Linked DNA regions of Homo sapiens: region 1 is linked to region 2. The links are chromatin loops, found by intact Hi-C in ENCODE. Cell type or tissue: B cell. All regions are shown on one strand. Links, peaks and the distances in the headings refer to the core of each region. The heading gives the core; the rest is flanking DNA.

Evidence for each region. Hi-C counts contacts between places; a loop is a spot of excess contacts. Peaks named below come from ENCODE experiments on the same cell type or tissue, not always from the same donor. Only the 100,000 strongest peaks of a DNase experiment are listed, where the experiment ranks them.
Region 1: it touches region 2 in a loop (6-fold over the local background); 4 of 110 quality-filtered maps call a loop at or near these places.

The regions. Positions count from the first base shown.
Region 1 is chr4:81,630,214-81,640,040 of GRCh38, reverse strand. No RefSeq gene overlaps it. Among named protein-coding and RNA genes, the nearest start is that of RASGEF1B, 160 kb to the right of the region's middle. In B cell, for the core only: no CTCF peak of the experiment used is centred there; DNase peaks (open chromatin) are centred at 4,160, 4,960, 7,690 and 7,830; H3K4me3 peaks cover 423 bases; H3K27ac peaks cover 1,275 bases.
Region 2 is chr4:81,556,694-81,566,520 of GRCh38, reverse strand. No RefSeq gene overlaps it. Among named protein-coding and RNA genes, the nearest start is that of RASGEF1B, 90 kb to the right of the region's middle. RefSeq lists an enhancer at 3,817-3,986. In B cell, for the core only: no CTCF peak of the experiment used is centred there; a DNase peak (open chromatin) is centred at 4,210; H3K4me3 peaks cover 2,411 bases; H3K27ac peaks cover 4,989 bases.

The DNA.
Region 1 (9,827 bases), core at 508-8,507, 74 kb before region 2:
GAAAATGCAAGAACTCCACATTCAAAGGGCAGGGAAAAAGTGCCAGTAAAGGCACTCATATTTTAAATGTTTAAAACTTTTTCCTTTCTTCCACGTTCTCTCCCTCATCATAATGTTTTATTATTACTATTATTTAGTGTTGCAATCCCTTGGGCATGGGAATGAAGGGCAGTTACAGAGCCTCACAGGTGCCCAGGGATCCCACCCTGCAACTCAGCTCACCAGTTGCCAGGTTTCCTCTCTCTCCAGATGCCAGGCCCGCCAAGAGGCTGTGTCCTGGCAGAAAGCTGGGGGTTGAGGGGTGGGAGGAGTCAATCTTCCCTTCCCATGGACCTGCTGTCCCAAGCTACAGTGACTGGTAGCCCCAAGGGGATTGCATCCTTCAAACCAGGACATGCCAGGTACCTGGATCCAGGTGGGTGAGAGACTTACCTCCACTCCCCTCTCCTCCTGGCCTATCCCCTCCCCCACCCCCTGCTGCCACCCACCAAGCATGCATGGTACTGCCAGTCTGGAGAGGAGATGGCAATAACCACACCCTGTGCTGGGAGTCCAGGGCCCACAGGCTCGATCAGGATCTGCCCTGTACCCATGCCTAGTCCTTGCAGGAACAAAGGGTGACAGCAGTCACTGGGCAGGGTGGGGAGGGGCAGCCAGCAGGGCTTGGGCAGAGATAGACATTGGCAGTTAGTTTGGAGTCCCTTTAATATAACATGTATGAATACAGCCAGCCTGTATGCTCTCCCAATATAAACCAATTGATACATTCAAGTTTTCATATATTTTCAAACTAAGACCCTGAACCCATTAGCAATCCCTTCTTATTTCCCCAACAATCTCCCCCGACCCCAGCCCTAGGAAACCACGAATCTACTTTCCATTTCTATGTATTTTCCTATTCTGGGCATTGTTTACCACATTGAAGTTTTGGTGTGGACATGTTTTTATTTCTCTAGGGGTCTAACTGCTGGGTCATTTGGTAACTCTGTGTTGAATATTTTGTTTGCCACAGCATCTGTGCTACTTTACATTCTTACCACCAATGTATGAGGGTCTCAATTTCTCCACATCTCCAAGCTAGAGTTCTCTTTGACAACCTGAGTTAACCTAACCTCACTAGGACATAGAGTAACTGAGACAGAGCTATTGTATATGGCTGTTCATATTGCTTGCTTGCTTTTCTTAGGCATGGTTAGCCACAAAACCTATCATCAGTTCAACTGGGTTATGTATTAAGAAATGCATGCATTTCTTTCTTTTCTTTTCTTTTCTTTTTCTTTTTTTTGAGATGGAGTCTCGCTCTGTCACCTAGGCTAGAGTGCAGTGGTGTGATCTTGGCTCACTGCAACCTCTGCTTCCTGGGTTCCAGTGATTCTCCTGCCTCAGCCTCCTGAGTAGATGGGATTACAGGCTCATGCCACCATGCCCAGCTAATTTTTGTATTTTTAGTAAAGACGATGTTTTACCATGTTGGCCAGGTTGGTCTTGAACTCCTGACCTCAAATGGTCCATCTGCCTCAGCCTCCCAAAGTGCTGGGATTACAGGTGTGAACCACCGCGCCCAGCCAGGAAGGCATACATTTCTTAATTGCTAACATTTATTGTTATCCTTGTTTTTGATTATGGCCATCCTACAAAGGTGTGATGGGTGTAATGTGGTACCTTGTTGTAGTTTTGATTTGCATTTTTCTAATAGCTAATAACATGGGACATCTTTTCATGTCCTTACTAACCATTTGTAAATCTTTCAAATCTTCTGTTTAAATTCTAAGCCCATTTTACATATATATGTAAAATATTATATAATTTAATATATATAAAATTAAGTGTAAAATATATATAAATATATATTCAATTAAAAGTAAAATAATATGTATTATAATATATATCTATATATTATAATACATATTATTTTACTTTTAATTGAATATATATTTATATATTATATATAATATATTAATATATAATATGTATTATATATAATATAAATATGTATTATATATTATATATTATATCTATATTATATATAGATATAATATATAATATATCTAATATATATTAGATATAATATATAATTATATTATATATATTAGCCAGTGCTTTGGGGGGCTGAGACAGGGGGATCGCTTGAGCCCAGGAGTTTGAGGCTGCAGTGAAATATGATCGTGCCACTGCACTCCGGCCTAGGTGACAAAGCAAGACCCTGACTCTAATATATAGATATATATATAGATATATATTATATCGATATTATTATATTAATATTATATATTAATATCTATATATTATAGATGTAGATATTAATATCTATATATTAATATATAGATATATATTATATCTATAGTATTATAATATATATTATATAATTATATATTATATATTATATTATATAATATATTATATAATATATAATATATATTATTATATAATATATATTTTATATTATATTATATTTTATAATAATTATATTATATATTATATAATATTATGTAATATATATTATATTATATAATATTATGTAATATATATTATATTATATAATATTATGTAATATATATTATATTATATAATATTATGTAATTTATATTATATTATATATAATATAATATAATATTGTATGATATATAATACAATATTATATTATATTATATATAATATAATTATATATTATAATTATATATTATATATTATATTATATAATATAATATATAATATATAATTATATAATATATATTATAATACTATAGATATAATATATATCTATAATATATAGATATTAATATATAATATTAATATAATATCGATATAATATATATCTATATATATATCTATATATTAGAGTCAGGGTCTTGCTTTGTCACCTAGGCCGGAGTGCAGTGGCACGATCATATTTCACTGCAGCCTCAAACTCCTGGGCTCAAGCGATCCCCCTGTCTCAGCCTCCCAAAGCACTGGCTAAGCCCATATTTTAATTGGGGTATCTTTCTTTATTTTATTGAGTTGTAAGAGTTCTTCATATATTCTAGATATAAATCTATTATCAGATATGTAACATGCAAATTTTCCCCCATTTTGTGAGTCATCTTTTTCATTTTCTTGTTGATGTCCTTTGAAGCATAAAAATTTTTAATTTTGATGCAGTCTAATTTATCTATTTTTTTCTTTTGTTGCACTTGCTTTTGGTATTATATTTAAGACCTCACTTAACCCAAAATCACTGAAGATTTACTTCTGTGCTTTCTTCTATGAGTTTTATAATTTTCTTTCTTACATTTAGGTCTATGGTCCTTTTGGGGTTAATTTTCATCTATCATGTGAGAAAGGGGTCCAGTTTCATTCTTTTGCATATAGATATGCACCATTTGTTGAAAAAAAAACTATTATTTCCCCCATGGAATTGTTTTGGTACCCTTGTCAAAAATTAACGTCTAGCCTTATGCTGCCTTATCTTGAGAGAAATGCCTTATCATGAGAAAATGACTCAAGTTTGGGAAATCTACTGATTTTGTCAGATTTATTTTATTTGAGTGTTTTACAGACATAAAGGAATTAGAAATAGCTTCCTAAATCATTCATTCTTTTCTAACCTTAATGCAATTCAGTTAGAACAAAACCTGGGTCCAGTGGGGTCCCCAACCCTCAAAACCCTCTAGCCAACTTGATGAGAAAGAATGTTGTGGGTTTTATGAGAAAAAACAATCAGGAAATAATATTTCTTGAGTAATGCTTTTGGCATTTAACATTAAAGCAAACTAGTTTATTACTTTGGAGTCAACGACTCAGGCAAATTTTTATAGGATTTTATAGATTCTCCACATAATCATTACATTGTAGTGGTGCCTACAACATGCCAGGGACACTAAACATGTGCATGTCTGGATCCATTGATTATTAATTTTCCCCTCCAATCCTTACCACAATCCTAAGAAGTGAATATTGATTTCCCTGTCTTACACATAAGGAAACAAAGGTTGTGTAACTTGCCCAAGGTCATCCACCTTGTAAGTGGCTGAGATGGAATTTGAACTCAGGTTTGTCCGAATTTCAAGTTTAACGTGTTGCAGTTTGCCTTTACAGACGTATCACCAGCCTTGTATACCAGCTTTTCTTTTGCACAGTGCTTTCACTTCCTCATTCTTACAGAGGCTGTGTTCCCTGCCACGTGGGGTGAGCCAATGGGCTGAAGAAGCATGAGGAAAAGGAGACTCGGGTATGGCAGGTGGCTGTGTGGAGAGGACACTTGGTAAGAATGCTGCCAAGTTGCAGGTGTAAATGATCCGTGAGATAAATGAGAAGCCTTCCCCTGTACGACTGCTTTTCATCAAGCAGAAATGATTGAAAAGATTCTGGGTCAAAGAATTTACCTAAGTTTATTTTTATAGAAATTTTGTGTTTTAGAGCCAGAAAAATATTTAATCTGACTCAACTAGGAAACCTGTACTCATAAATAGATTCTCCTGAACATAATCAAAATGATAATTTCCTCCTCTGGGCTCAACCAGCCCTGGTTGCCCTACTGCAATTATCATCTCTCTGCCAGTCTACTATGCTATTTCATTTTGTCAATCCATACTAATTTTCAGGCAGTGCAAGGAGTTGTGTGTGTGTGTGTGTGTGTGTGTGTGTATGTGTTTCCCTGCAGCTCAAATCATCTCTGTCTCCAGAGGAAAGCATGACTGCTGTAAGTCAAATTGAATTTGCAATTCCCAGGATAGCCTTTATCACTGTTGTGCAAACACTGTCCTCTTAAAAACCTGTCTGAGGGATAGCATTTGATACCTGTGCATCATCTGACTCCATGAGGCCAGTGTTGAAAATCTTGCTGTCCTTCTCATCAGGCCAGTTGAAGTATGGCCTAGTCATAGTGTAAAATGGCTGTTCTTTTCCTCTGGAGCATTTCCTACATATGCTGCTTATCAATAGGAGTGGGTCATCACTAAACAAAAGAAATGAGCAGGCAGAGGGAGGGGATTGTCAGTGTTCCCTGGAGGTTGAACATTTTAAGTGTGTACATAAGTGTGCCCAGTTATGACAGAGTCACTTCCTGTCCTGAATCCCCTCCACAAACACAGGACAATGTCATGAGGTGTATGATGTAGATAATCACATGGTGTGTTGCAGCAACATATTTAGAGCTTATCATCAAGAGGACTTTTGAAATAGGCAGGTGAAGACTCCATTTCCGTTGTCCAGAAAGAGATGATGAGAGTGAAATTTCAGCATCATAGCCTATGTGCTGTCAACATGGATGTAATAAGCTTTTGATAATTTACAGGCTATTTTTCTGCTCAGTGAATGATTTAGGGCCTTTTATTCTGTGATTGACAGGGCTTCTTTCACAAGGCGGGCATGGGGAGGGGAAATGACCATTTTCCAACTCATTTCCAGTGTTGCTGAAGAACTTCTTGTGGGGTGTAGAGTATAATCCCCAATAGCTGGGACGCCCTGGGATGATTTTTGGATAAAAGTATATTTGACATGTCAGTATCACCCTATTCCTTGCAGTTGGCACTTGCAATTCCCAAGGCTACCATGGGAATTGCAAAATTTTTTTAAAAAAATATGAGATTGGAATTTCCATTTCTGTGCCCTAAACATGAGATATAATAGCAACATCCAGGTCACTGTGATTAAAGATCTCACCCCACGTTTGATGCCGTAGTCCAGGTTCTGCTTTTTGAGACTGGCTCTTCCTCTTGTTTCCCTTAGTTTGCACTCTTTCTGCTTCCACCTACCTCTCAGACACACCCACAGCCTCCTTTGCTAATTCCGAATTTTTCCACTCAGCTTCATGATGGAGGAGCTACCTTGAGATCTATAGTCACCCCACTTCTCGGCTCCATTCTCTTCCTCAGAGCTATTCCATCCACTCCTTTGTCCTCACTCACATGTAAATCTGTTAGTGCCAGAGCTGAATAGCTCACTACCTACTAGGTGTCAACCTAGAAACATCCAGCAGACATCTTAGACTTAACTAGTTGAAAATCAAACTAAATACTGTTCCCTTCCTTTTTCTGCCGTACTCAGGTCTCCAGTTCCCAGAGTTGCTCATCATCAGTAAGAATTTCCATGTATCACATAAATTGCTTCACCTTCTTTGAAAAGAAATCTGGAAGACTTAGTTATAATGAAAAGTATGTATACTGGCCAGACACAGTGACTCACGTCTGTAATCCCAGCACTTTGGGAGGCCGAAGCAGGTGGATCATTTGAGGTCAGGAGTTCGAGACCAGCCTGGCCAACATGGTGAAACCCTGTCTCTACTAAAAATACAAAAACTAGCTGGGCGTGGTGGCAGGCACCTATAATCCCAGCTACTCATGAGGCTGAGGCAGGAGAACCATTTGAACCCAGGAGGCAGAGGTTGCAGTGAGCTGAGATCACGCCACTGCACTCCAGCTTGGGTGATGGAGTGAGACTCTGTCTCAAAAAACAAAAAAAAAGTACCTATACCTTTTAACCCAGCGATCCTATTTTTAGACTCTATCTTATTGAATTCAAAGCACCTCTCTATATAAAGATATATTTGTAAGGATGCTTATTGTTAGTGATAGAAAACTGGGAACAACCTGAATTCCCATCAGAGCAGAATAGATGACAATGAATTATGGCCATCTTGCAGCTCTTCAGTGTGAAAACGCATCTATGATATATTCTGAAGTGAATAAAGCAGCTTGCAAATTAATATGTACATCATCCCGTTATTATAAAAACAAAAATAACAAAAAACTCTACCTGTGTATATGTGTTTGTGTGTTTGAATGGACATGGGAATGGTGGAATAATCAGCTGACTTAATGTTATTTCCCAGGGTGGGGTGTGGTGGGGATGAACGAGCACGTGTTGCCTTTGTAATATTTGAAAAAAAAATTTAATTGCTCATCATTCCATATTTCTTGCTAGTCACTCAAGTAGGAATCTTAGCATCACGTTAGACTCCTCCTTCCCCCTTTCTTTTGCCAATGATTCATTGTTTCTGTGTCTCAATCCTTCACCGGACTGTAAAGGCATTGAGGGCGAGGCCTGTGTATGGTAATGTTGTCTCCTGCCTAGTACCTTGCACATTTCTTTCAACATACGGTTATTGACTTGAAATAAAGATTTTAATGTGTGATTTATCCAGTTTTCTATTATACGGATATCTCTTGGTTTTTATTTCTAATACAGAGGGATGCCAGTGCTTTTGCCAAAATCCTCAAATCATATACCACCCTCCCCCACCTGCTGTGGAAAATGTGGCCTTGGGATATGCAATATTACATCATGTACTCTTCCATCCCAGGTTGAGTTACTTAGTCTTCTCCTACACATATTTTTACCCACCTCTGCATCCTGCTTTCAGTGTCACTTAGAGTCCTTTGGATAAGAGGCAGCCAAATGGGGTAAATGGGCTAACCGTCTCTGAAGGCCTGTGTGCATATGTGCACTGAAGTAAGCATAGAACGGTACCTGTGTCAAATACATGATGAAGAAGTTGGCCAAACATCCAGGTATTTCCTGAGGTCAAATATTTGGCAATGTGAAACAGACATTTTAAAACCAATTTCTAAATTTTGTCTCCTCTATATTAAAGATTAAATAGGGAACTCAATCTAGGGAATCTTTCACCACACCTGTGGCTTTCTTCATATACGTACACCCACACACGTGCGCAAACACGCTGCTGCATTGCACTTTACTTGAATTTCAATTTGCTGAATCATGATTTAACTGGCTTTGCTCCTATGGCTTTCCAGGACTGATGGCTAATGTCTGAGTTGCCTGAAAGGGGAGTGGCAGCTGTTTGGTCAGATTTGATGGATGAATTGCTCCACTGATCTTTCTACCAGTTCTGCATGCACTGTTTCATCCTGCATTCCAGAGCTTTGACCAAATTCTGATACAGAGATCTGTGATTGGCCATCCTCAGTTTGTTGGATTGCACAGCACATTGAATAACCAGGCATGATGTCATTTTCATGCAAAGTAACAGCAACACATGATCTCTTAAACCAGGTTGAGTTAAATCATCAAGCTGCTATTTATATCCCTAGCACTTCTCAGGCTAAGAGTGCAACAGCATAGCAGCAGGTATCAATTACAATCCTCATTTGTTCTTGGAAGTAGCTAATAGGGGAAGTAAGAGCTGTTCCTTATCCACAAGATCCCTGCTTGTAAGAGAGAGAATTTGGCATCCCATTGGGTAATATAAACTTCAAAAACAGTAAGAAATGAGTAGTTAAAAATAGTTGACTGGAAACCTATTGTGGTTCCTAAAGAATGCTACCCTTTGTGATGTTCTCTATATATAGTTATGAGGTTCTAGGCTGAACATAGTCAACAGACAGAATTTTATTCAGGAGTTATGCTTCTTGAAACTGCTCTCTCTGTATTTTGCATTTTTTAAGAGTTGATGTCAAGCTAGTAACACTTAAGGGGTTTCCTTTTCCTATATTGGTAGTGAGTTCTAAATATGGCCTTCTCACTCCAATCAGTTGGCTACTCTGATTTAAGTCAAACCACTGAAAACATATTCTTATACAGCTTGCCTCTTTACTGAGCCCTCCTCTCCTACCACCCTTCTCTCCAAATAAACAGGAAAAGCAACCCCAAGCAACAAAATATCTGTTGAATAAGCATCATCTCCTAGCATCAGAAGTTAGTGGGAGCTTTGCCCAGGGAGAGGAATTAGAAATCAGCCTATAAAAATAAATGAATCTGTTTCCATAGTGATGGGAATCTTTCTCTCCATAGTTTTTAATCCTGTGTTCTCCCACAGATCCCTTAGGCAGAATAACAATAAAGTCAAAGACAACATTTTATTATCTTAATGGATCCTTAATTTAAAGCCAAAAGCCTTTAAATTATCTTCCCAAAGATACCATTGACCGTAACTTTTGGAATTGGATACCTGAACATCGTTGCAGGAGGAATATCATCTCCTAGAACCCTAGCCAAGCAGGAGGGATGAAATGAGGAAGACCTCGTGGGTTACACATGCATTTTGCATGCAGCATTTCCCGATGAGTAACACAACTGTCATGTTTAATATTTCATTGGTGAAGAAAATGTGCATCTGTCTGTGTTCATCTGCCGAGTGAAATTTTGCACTGATGGAGCCTGTGTGTGGTGAACACGACAGGGCTCCCTCATTACTTCCCTAAATTCTATTCCACAGCAAACAGGAGAAATCCATACCAGCAACAAAGCCCGAGCCACTGCTCCTTACCCACCAGCCAGCTTCAGGGGGTCCTTCACCTTTGTTTCTGCAGCTACGACTAGGCCTGCCTCTGCCATCACATGAAGAAGGCTCAGAGAGGCCCAGCAGCTGTGGTTTCAGAAGTATGGCTGCAGAGACAAAGGACCCAGAAGAATAAATTCCTGGGCAGAATTGTCCTAGGATGCAGGTGAGGAACTGGGAGCCCCATGAGGAATACCGAGCTGGTGGAAATGTCCTCTACATACATGGCAAACTCATAAAGCAGGTGGTCCATGTGTGGAATTATGCAAATGACATGAATAGGAATTATTTCAAGATTGTTGCAAAACTGAATGTGAAAGGGCTCAATAAATATCTTTGATTTTCCACGAGAAGTCATCTCAATGGGAAAAAATGTCTTGACTCTCTTAATTCCATATAAGCATGAATATATGTCACAGTTTTCTTGGAAAAAATTGAGAGTTTCATGCCTGTTGCCCAGGATAACTTTTTTGTTTTTCGAGATGGAGTCTCGCTTTGTCACCCAGGCTAGAGTGCAGTGGCGCGATCTCGGCTCACTGCAACCTCCACTTCCGGGATTCATGCGGTTCTTCTGCCTCAGCCTCCTGAGTAGCTGGCATTACAGGTG
Region 2 (9,827 bases), core at 528-8,527:
TTGTTAAAATGCAATGGCACAATTTCATAGGGCAGGAAGTGTCTTTCCTTCTCACTGGATTCAGTTTATCGGATGAGGGAAAGGAAGACAAACAGAACATTTAGGACAGAAAAGATAAGGATCACGGGGGCAGAAATTACCAAAAGAATAAGGGGAACAAATGAGAATGAGAAAGGGATGGGTGACATTGGGAGGGGCGTGAGGCCAGAGAGTGAAATGGGACAGAGTGAAGAACAATCTGGAAAGAAATCAGGAGAGGAGGAGGCGGAATTAGTGAAGGGTCAGAGAGCAACTGGCTAGGGAGGAGTGAAAAGGGGAAAGAAAAGCAGAAATTGAAACAAGAAACTGAGTCGAAAACAAAACAAACAGTCTATTGAAGAAAAGTAGCCCCCACAACAAGTGACTGGGGGATTGCTGACCTTGGCTGCAAGAGAAATGGGAATAAAAATCTCCAGACGGAAATTCAGTGGAAACTGAGGAATTGAAGGGGACATGACGCTTGACAAGAGGGCAAATATTTTGATTTAGATGAGACTCTTTCCTTTTAGATATAAATTTGGGGTAGATAGTTTCCAGGTGCCAATGATGGATCTCTCTAGCTTTCTGTCCCCATGTTCCATCTGGGAGGCAGAATGCTAGGGAAGGGGATGCTGTGACAGCTGGGTAAGGAGCAGGAAAGGAAAAAGAAACTCCTGTGATCCGTTATCCTGTGAGGAGAAGAGAGGACAGTGAAAGGGTCCTTTATCCACTGGCTGTGCAGCTGGAGACCGTGTCTGTCCCTCCAGCTGAGCAGCAGCCCAGCCACTTCTGACCCAGACAGTCCCTGACAAACAGCGTTCCACCCACCAGCCTCGGACTGTGGCCAAGGAGCTGTGGGAGGCGGGGACTCAGCAGAGCAACCTCCAGACTAGAAGATGAGGGAAATGGAAATGTTGAGAGAGAAAGGCAAAGAGGGGACTCACATTCACAAAAGTGACACTTTTACACTAGAAAAACTTGAGTACCTAAATGGAGGAAGAAGGATAGGAAGAGGGGCCCTCACTCAAAGGAACAAGTCAAAAATACACCCAACTGGATTTTGACCTAAGGGTTTGCCTATGATTCATTTTAAGGAGTATTATTTATTCTGTGATGATAAAGAATTTGGGGGTTCTGTGTCAGCAGTTTGTCAGTGTTGTTATCATCACCCGGATGCTAGATTGCCCAATTTTAGGACTGAGCTCTGGCAACTGGAACCCAGTTCTCCAGGGTTAGAACTATGTCTAACCCTGATCTGCTCTTTGCAAGCAGCTGGCTGTGCCATAGAAAGGACATCAGCAAGCTCTACCAGGCAACAACAGAACTAGCTGCACAGGAGTAATGTACTGATCTGCCAGCATAAAACATGTGTTAGTCCACAGTGGATGCAAGGATGAACATCCATAGAAAGCAAGGACGGGACAAGCTAGTCACATTCTTGTCTTTTGGTACCATTATGACCTGTCTATATGGTTTCAGTTGGGCAGAAATATTAGCATAATAGCCCTAATATTGGGCTAACACTAAGAAAGAAGCACGTGTTCTCAAGTGATGCAAAAAGTCAGCAGAAGTTTTTTTTTAATTACCCTAAAAATAAGTGATCCTACCAGGAGTGGTGGCTCATGCCTGTAGTTCCAGCACTTTGGGAGGCCGAGGTGGGCGGATCACAAGGTCAGGAGTTTGAGACCCTCCTGGCCAACATAGTGAAACCCTGTCTCTACTAAAAATACAAAAATTAGACTTGCGTGGTGGCGGGCACCTGCAATCCCAGCTACTCGGGAGGCTGAGGCAGGAGAATTGCTTGAACCCGGGAGGTGGAAGTTGCAGTGAGCCAAGATCGTGCCATTGCACTCCAGCCCAGGTGACAGTGCAAGACTCTGTCTCAAAAAAAAAAAAAAAAAAAAGATCCTAAAACAGCTGGGGATGAATCATTCAACATAGTTGATCATTTGTCCCTTGAAACACTAGATTAATTTTATTGTAAGCTTTTTATGTGGAATTATATTAAACAATGTAATTCATTTTTCAGCTTCTTAAAAAGTATATTCTGGTTATATTTTTGCCTTTCTTTATTACTCAGTGTTAACTATTGTTAAAATTTAGTTATTTTCCTCTACAATTATATATTAATGATCTGGGACCTACTGAAGGTTGTAGACTTGTTTGCCCCTATGCCACAATCTGTATATCAACCGGATGCTTCAAGGTTTTCTTTTTATAATTTTCTGTTCCTTTCCTTGTTGCCACACTATCAGTAGCTACTCCACCCCTTCTCAACCCCCATTCAACTTGTTGGCTCTAATCTACTAAAGTCTTGGAAGTCAAATAGCTATGTGTACAAAAATTATGGATAAGGTAACAGGAAATAGGCTCTGAATCAGTACGTGAGCAAAATACCTGAACTTTAGTGTGTCAAATTTGTCAGTTTGTCGGTTTCAGTGTGTTTTGTTTTTGTTTTGTTTTATATTCTCATCTATGATCTCATTAACAGAGACTTCCAGGTGAATTCAGGAAAAATGAAGTACTTTTTAATATAAATTGAGGAAATCCTAGCCAATTGTTGAGCTTTATTGACCACAAACTTGACAGTGGAAATAATATTTGCAGAAAGGAAGGGCAGATTATTTTCTCCAAAATCAAAACATATTTATTACCCTAAAAACTTTAATTTGTGGCTATTTTACAAAATTTTAAAAATAAAAACTTTTTAGATCTCAAAACTTTTACCAAAGATACCCACTCTTAATATTATGGTCTTTCAGAAACTACCATTTAAATGACTGCTGGTTTTCTTTTAAATGGGAGTAATCAGATGGAATTATAGAGCTCATCATTTTGTATATATAGTACAAGTTTGTAACATCTCTACATATCATAAATATTTTTGCTTTGCAACATAATCTCCATTAAGAGCTCAATTATTGCCTAGTATATTGAAAGGGTATATGTCAATGTGTATATTTATTGGTCATTGTACATATCAGTGTATTTAGATTTTTCCACTTATTTTGTGAATTTATGTATTTGATATTTGAACATAATTTTTTTTACCAGATTGTTTTAATTTTGCCTTAATATTTTATTTTCTTTTGTCAGTTTTAACCATATTGTATAAATTATACAAGATAAATTCATTTTTCTAGCAAGATGTATTTTACAAAGATATGAACTAAAAAATAGAATTCATTTGGATGGAAACTTTCTTGACAGCACCCTGTGTGAAAACACTAATCAAAGACATCTGAGGTTGTTTTGTTTACTCAGATGTCAAAAAGTTTTTTCTCTCTCATCTTGCTTATTTTAAACTTTGTCTTCCTTTTCTCATTCGAAATAATGATTTTTAAAAGGCTATTCCTTTTCTGAATCTCCTGTATTCTCCAACCTATAAATAAAATCCTTCGACTCCTTTTGAAGTAGCAGTGATTCAAGCCTTATACTTAAACCAGGTGTATTGTTTTTATATTTATTGGTAATATATTACTTCATGGCATCCAAATGGATAAAGAGAATTTTGTTCACAGAATGTCCATACTAGAGGGAAATCTACTCACCATTGATCTTCCTCACAGATATCTTGAGAAAGAAAATATAGCTTTTATTCCTCTGTTTCTGAAGTACATGGAAACTATAGCAAGGAATTTAAGGTCATATTATATCACTTATTAAATGTATTAGGATTTATTAGTTGTACCCATCTAGCATGATTTTCAGTAAGAGGAGAAACTTCCATGTGGAGACTCAATAATAGATTTAAAATACCTGAGTCAGGTATTACACTTCTCTCAAAGATTTAAGGCATCCTTGAAAAAGAGTCTAAATGCAATAAGTTAGTGTAATATAACCAGTCTGCTGTGGAACACTTTCACCATGTCAGATCTCCCAGTAACAGGTTTTCTGAACTTGGGCTAGTGACAAGCTTACCTAGGCCTCAGTTTCTTCATTTGTAAAATGAAATGATTTGGTTCCATGAGGAGGCTGTAGATAAGCACAAGGTGCTACTCCTGGTTAGAATCTCAAAGAGAGTCAACATTAGAATGTTGATCTGAAAAAGCTGATATAGGAAGAATATTCTTCAGTTATGACATAGACTCCACCATTTATACAGGTTGGAGGGAAAAAATACTTTCTCATTTTCATGATTACAGCTGCTGGTTTCATTTCCTCCTTTGTAGGAACCCCCTGTTTTTACGTACAGGAAGGATGCTTGAAATAGAAGTGAAAGCAGAAACTCCAGGCAATATAGGAAACACCAAGTGAATGTATATGCCTGCAAGGGGACCTAGCTCTTTATCATTCTGAGTAATTTGGAAGGAAAGGTATTTAACAATGTCTGCTTCCTCAAACAATACCTTCCTTAGGTGAATGTACTGCCTAAAAGGTATTAAACATCTGAGTCCAAATTTCAAAGTAGAATTTCCCAAGGAATTTTCTTATAATAGAAATAAATGTTGTCACCTACTATCAGAGGTCAATTGAAATTTTTTGTTATAAATTCCTATCAACTTACTATTAGTAATTAAATAATTAGGGGCCTTTGAGTAGAAAGGCTGTCAAATGAGACTGGCAATACAGATGGCTTGTAAAGAGAACAGAGTCACCAAATACTTCTTAATGAGTAGCTAGTTCAAGGCAATCCAAAGCACCTCTCTATTTTGCCAAGCATGTTTTTGGTATGGTTATGGACATGGTGCTCCTGCAAAGACATTGCCCCAAATTCGGCATCTTTCTACATGGTTGCTTATGCTTCAAGCTGTTTAATAGCCACAGAGCCCTCCAAGGCTGGGCCTAGATTAGCATTTTTGAATCTTTTTTGATTATAACCCACAAAAGAAATGCATCCTAAACCATGATCCAGGACTCCCATATGTGAATGTATGCTTGTACGTATATCTACGCCAGTCAGAACGGTGATTTTTAAAAAGTCAAGAAACGACAGATGGTGGCAAGGTTGTGGAGAAGTATGAGCACTTTTACACTGTTGGTGGGAATGTAACTTAGTTAAACCATTGTGGAAGATGGTGTGGCTATTCCTCAAAGATCTGGAACCAGAAATATCATTTGAACCAACAATTCCATTATTGGGTATATACCCAAAGAAATATAAATCATTCTATTAAGAAGATATATGCATGTGTAAGTTCATTGCAGCACTATTCACAATAGCAAAGACATGGAATCAATAGAAATGCCTATCAATATACTGGATAAGGAAAATGTGATACATATACACCATGGAATACTATGCAGCCGTAAAATAGAATGAGATCATGTCCTTTACAGGGAGGGACATGGATGAAGCTGGAAGCCGTTATCCTCAGCAAACTAACACAGCAACAGAGAACCAAACATGGCATGTTCTCACTCATAAGTGGGAGCTGAACAATAAGAACACATGGACACAGGGAGGGAAACAACACACACTGGGGCCTGTTGGGGGTGGGGTTGGGGGAGGGAGAGCATTAGGAAAAATAGCTAATGCATGCTGGGCTTAAAACCTAGATGACGGGTTGATAGGTGCAGCAGACTTCCATGGCACATGTTTACCTATGTAACAAACCTGTACATCCTGCACATGTACTCCAGAACTAAAAATATAAATTAAAAGAAAAAAAAACAAAGCACATCCAGAAAGAGTGTCAGGAAATGATACTCTTACCAGATAGGATGAGATTTCCTGTTTTAGCGTATGTTGCTTTATTTGTTAAAATGCTGTGATGACCCACTATACTGACGATACAATCAACAAATAGGTTTCAGTCTACAGTTTGAAAAACATTGATCTAAATTAATAATAATTATGATAATAAAAATAGCAACAGTGAATAACAATACAATAAAAAGTTTCAACCAACAGAACCCTGGGCCTTCTTTAGAAGAATTAGTTATCTAAGAGTGACCTTGAGCAGGAGATATAGAGAGACTATCTTATAGTGTACGAGGATTTTCTGAAAATTAATAAAATTGTGACAACTGCTTTGGAGACTCTGTCTCATTCCACTGATTCATCTAAATACTGTTGCTTCAGATGTTAGAAAGATCTACTATATATACTCTGATCTTAACTGGACTTGAGAATTAAAAGAGAATTTAAATGTATAACATATCATAATTTTTTGAGCTGCTAAGAAAGAAAAAAATGCTGCTAATTATGATTGTAAAATCCCATGAATTCTATGACATTTAATAGACATGTTAAAATATGAAAAAACATACTTTTTTTGAAAGCGTTGCTTCTAAAATGAACACTGAACTAAGACTCACTTGGGGGCTCTCCTCAGGCTTTCTGGGTCCCATGTTCTTCCCTTCATAGGAGAAATGGGAGTTTGCTTATCTGTGGGGAAAATTAGCTAGGATTGTATTTTATTAATTTTGTGGAATTTTTTAGAATTATAAATTCAAAAGCCATCCTTAATGACAATCTGGATCCTACCTCCTCATGTTACAGTTGAAGAATCTGATACCCAGAGAGCTGATGTGACTTGCCCCAGTTAACACAACAAAGTAGAGACAAAAATAAGTTTAAAAGAGAAAAGAGGCGAGGTGCGGTGGCTCACGCCTGTAATCCCAACAGTTTGGGAGGCCAAGGCGGGCGGATCATCTGAGGTCAGGAGTTCGAGATTAGCCTGACCAACATGGAAAAACCCCATCTCTACTAAAAATACAAAATTAGCCGGGCGTGTTGGTGCATGCCTGTAATCCCAGCTACTCGGGAGGCTGAGGCAGGAGAATCGCTTGAACCCAAGAGGCAGAGTTTGCAGTGAGCCGAGATGATGCCACTGCACTCCAGCCTGGGCAACAAGAGCGAAATGCGGTCTCAAAAAAAAAAAAAAAAAAAAAAAAACAATAGAAAAGAGAAAAGAAAAAAACATCTAGTTGTCAGACTGGAAAGGAGAAGTGGCAGCCCAGGGAAAATTGGGGCTAGAACCCGAAGCCTCTGCTCCATTTGTTATGTCTCCTCAGCTTTTTTAAAAAAAATAGCCATAGGCTCCTTCCACCCTTTTAATTTAATATTTCCATTCTGTGAAGAGATATAAATTATTGCTGGAAACTCTTTCTCAAACATCGTTTACATGATGACACTAATATTTTTTCCTTCTTAAGAAACTCAGGAACTGCTTTGGTTTCAAACCAATTATTTACTTTCTGTCAGGTGATCAGGATCTTCCACTATCATCTTAATTTGTTTATTTATGGTTTATACCCTACACACTTTCTATAAGAATTAGCTGGATCAGCCTTTCCACCTATTCATCTTAATCCAGTCACACTATCCTATCTACTGTTTCAGTAAATCCCCTGCCATCATCTACATGTGGTGTGAAACTTTCCAGTTCTGTAACTTTACAAATGCTCTTCATTGTTAACTTCTGTTTTCTTGTAAATCCAACATTTATCTATCTCCTTTGGAAAACAATCTTTAATTAACATTGTTTTGTGGTCCATACATGTTTAAACATATTCTACATTCCTTTCATTTTTACTCAACAGTTAACTTGAAAGATGCTAACTGATCTTGGCTTTTATGTATTGTGTTCCCTTAAGGGTACCACTTTTGCACTGCCCTGACTTCAAGGATAATGCTCAATCTACAGCGTTTCCTGACTCATGTGGTCCCTGTCCTCAAGGAGCTAACAATTTAGTAGTAGCACATACTCCCCACTGAGCTACAGGAAGGAATACATGCACAAAACAGCAAAGCTGTGTTCATGCTTATTCATAAATGGTTGGTTCATCACCTCATGAATAGCAGAAGGCACAGAATATTTGGCTAACGAGAGACTCTGACCTCCTCTCCCAACACTCACTATCTGCATCTTAACATTCATCCCATACTTAACTATCTCCAGTTCCTCAAGGATGCTTTGTCACACCTCTGTGCCTTCATTCATAAGCTTATTAGCCTAGAGCACCCCTCACCCCGTTCTTCACCTGGACCAGACATGTCCTTTACAAAATCTCTCAAGAAAGGTTCTTTCTCACCACCACTCTGCCCATGCTCCCTTTCACCATGCGGCCATGAAGTTTGAGTGCCTATGGCCCATCACAGCACTTGTCACTGTATCCTAATTGTCTGCTGACATTTCCCTTCTCAACCAACCTGACAGGTACTTGTGGTAAGGTGCCAAGGATCCTTTGGCACCTCGAATGGTACTGGCAACTATAATCTGTGATCAACTCCCATTATCCCAGAAAAATGAAAAGAAAATAAATTTGATCAAAATGCCATCCCTACCCTTAAAGGGAATGACACTTTGTGAGGTTAGTGAGCAAACAGAACCACAGTTGCTCATCCTAGATATTAGAAGTTATTCTTAGAGTCAGACTGCTCTTCAGAGTTCATTTTTGATGGAGAATACGTCACATAAGCTTGTTAGCCATATTTTAGAAAAAAAATACCATCTTCTAAAAGGTTAGAGCCAGCTGGATTTCTGTTTCAAAGACTCATCAGGTAGCCTTAGAAATGCTCTCTCTCTCTCTCTGTCTCTCTTTAATACTGCAGTAGTTTTATCACTGCCATAATATTTTCCAGGTTGGGTAACTCCTGATATATTGCTGAGCTCATTTTCCCTTGTTTCTTTACCTTTTAAAACTAGTTATATGCATATTATCTTTAATAAAGTTCTATTAATTCATTTCAGTTGACTTTATCCTCTACTATTGCATACACTCCATTGACAATGTTTTCAGAGCCAGGGAAGGGTTCTTCTTAAGGAAGGAGAAGGCAGTTGAAATTTCTTTTCATGTACTCAATGAAAAACCTGAATATCAGTCAATTTGCATTCTGGGATTCATAGTCTAGAGATTCCCTGTGCCTTGAACCACAAAAGAAGCATATCTCTGGACAGATCTTTGGTGGGACCCAAATATGAATCATATTAGAGTATCTAACTGTCCTGCTTTGCTAGAGGTCAGGAAGTTTAACCTAGTAGAAATGAAATGGACTCTGCAGTCATATAAATATCTGCAGAATGCCACATGCATTGTGAGGATGATGCAAAGGGCATCTGAGTCACACAAAGCTTGATTTATCTTCTTCTGCAGTTTGCCACCTGGATAGTGTTGGGCAGTTTATCTCTATACCTCATGGGGTTCTTATGAAATATGTATGCAAAAGAGTACATATAAAGTCTCATAGGTATTTAATGTAAGGTACATATTAAGTGCTTTAAAATGTTGGTTATTGCTAATATCATTTCTAGGCTATTTTATAAAATTGCTACAATATTAAATAATTTTTCAGTAGCATCTCACATTATTCAAAGACTTAAATTTAAAAAACAGCCAATAGCCTATTGGGCTTCAACACCAGCATTGATATTGTAGATTTAGGATTTTTTTATGTTCCTTATTTCATTTTGTTTTGATTTTCATTCAGGAGTGACTGCTGGCTTACCCCGTGCCAAACACTAGTATTGTTAAAAGGTTGAATTGCACATGAATCTAGAATACTGTTATTGATATTCAACAGAGTTCCTTTTGTGTGGAGTCCTTTGTAAAGCTCTCTGGTGGCTTCTTTTGGCTGAATCAATTACTTTCGAAAACTTTATTTATCCAGGAAAAACCTGAACTGGGGAGATGACTTTATTAAATGACTCGTAAATCCAAGAAGCAGCTTCCAAATTATTTTGTCCATGATATGTAGGAAGAGAGCTCTTACAAAGTCAACAGGAAACAAGAGGGATTTGTTCCAGAAAATATAACCATGCCTACTTAGGCCATGAGAGAGTACCTCAAGATTCTGCCTATAGATTCAAGGTTCTGGAGGCAGATTCTGTAAGCAGCAGGTCTATTTAAAAGAGCACAGCATT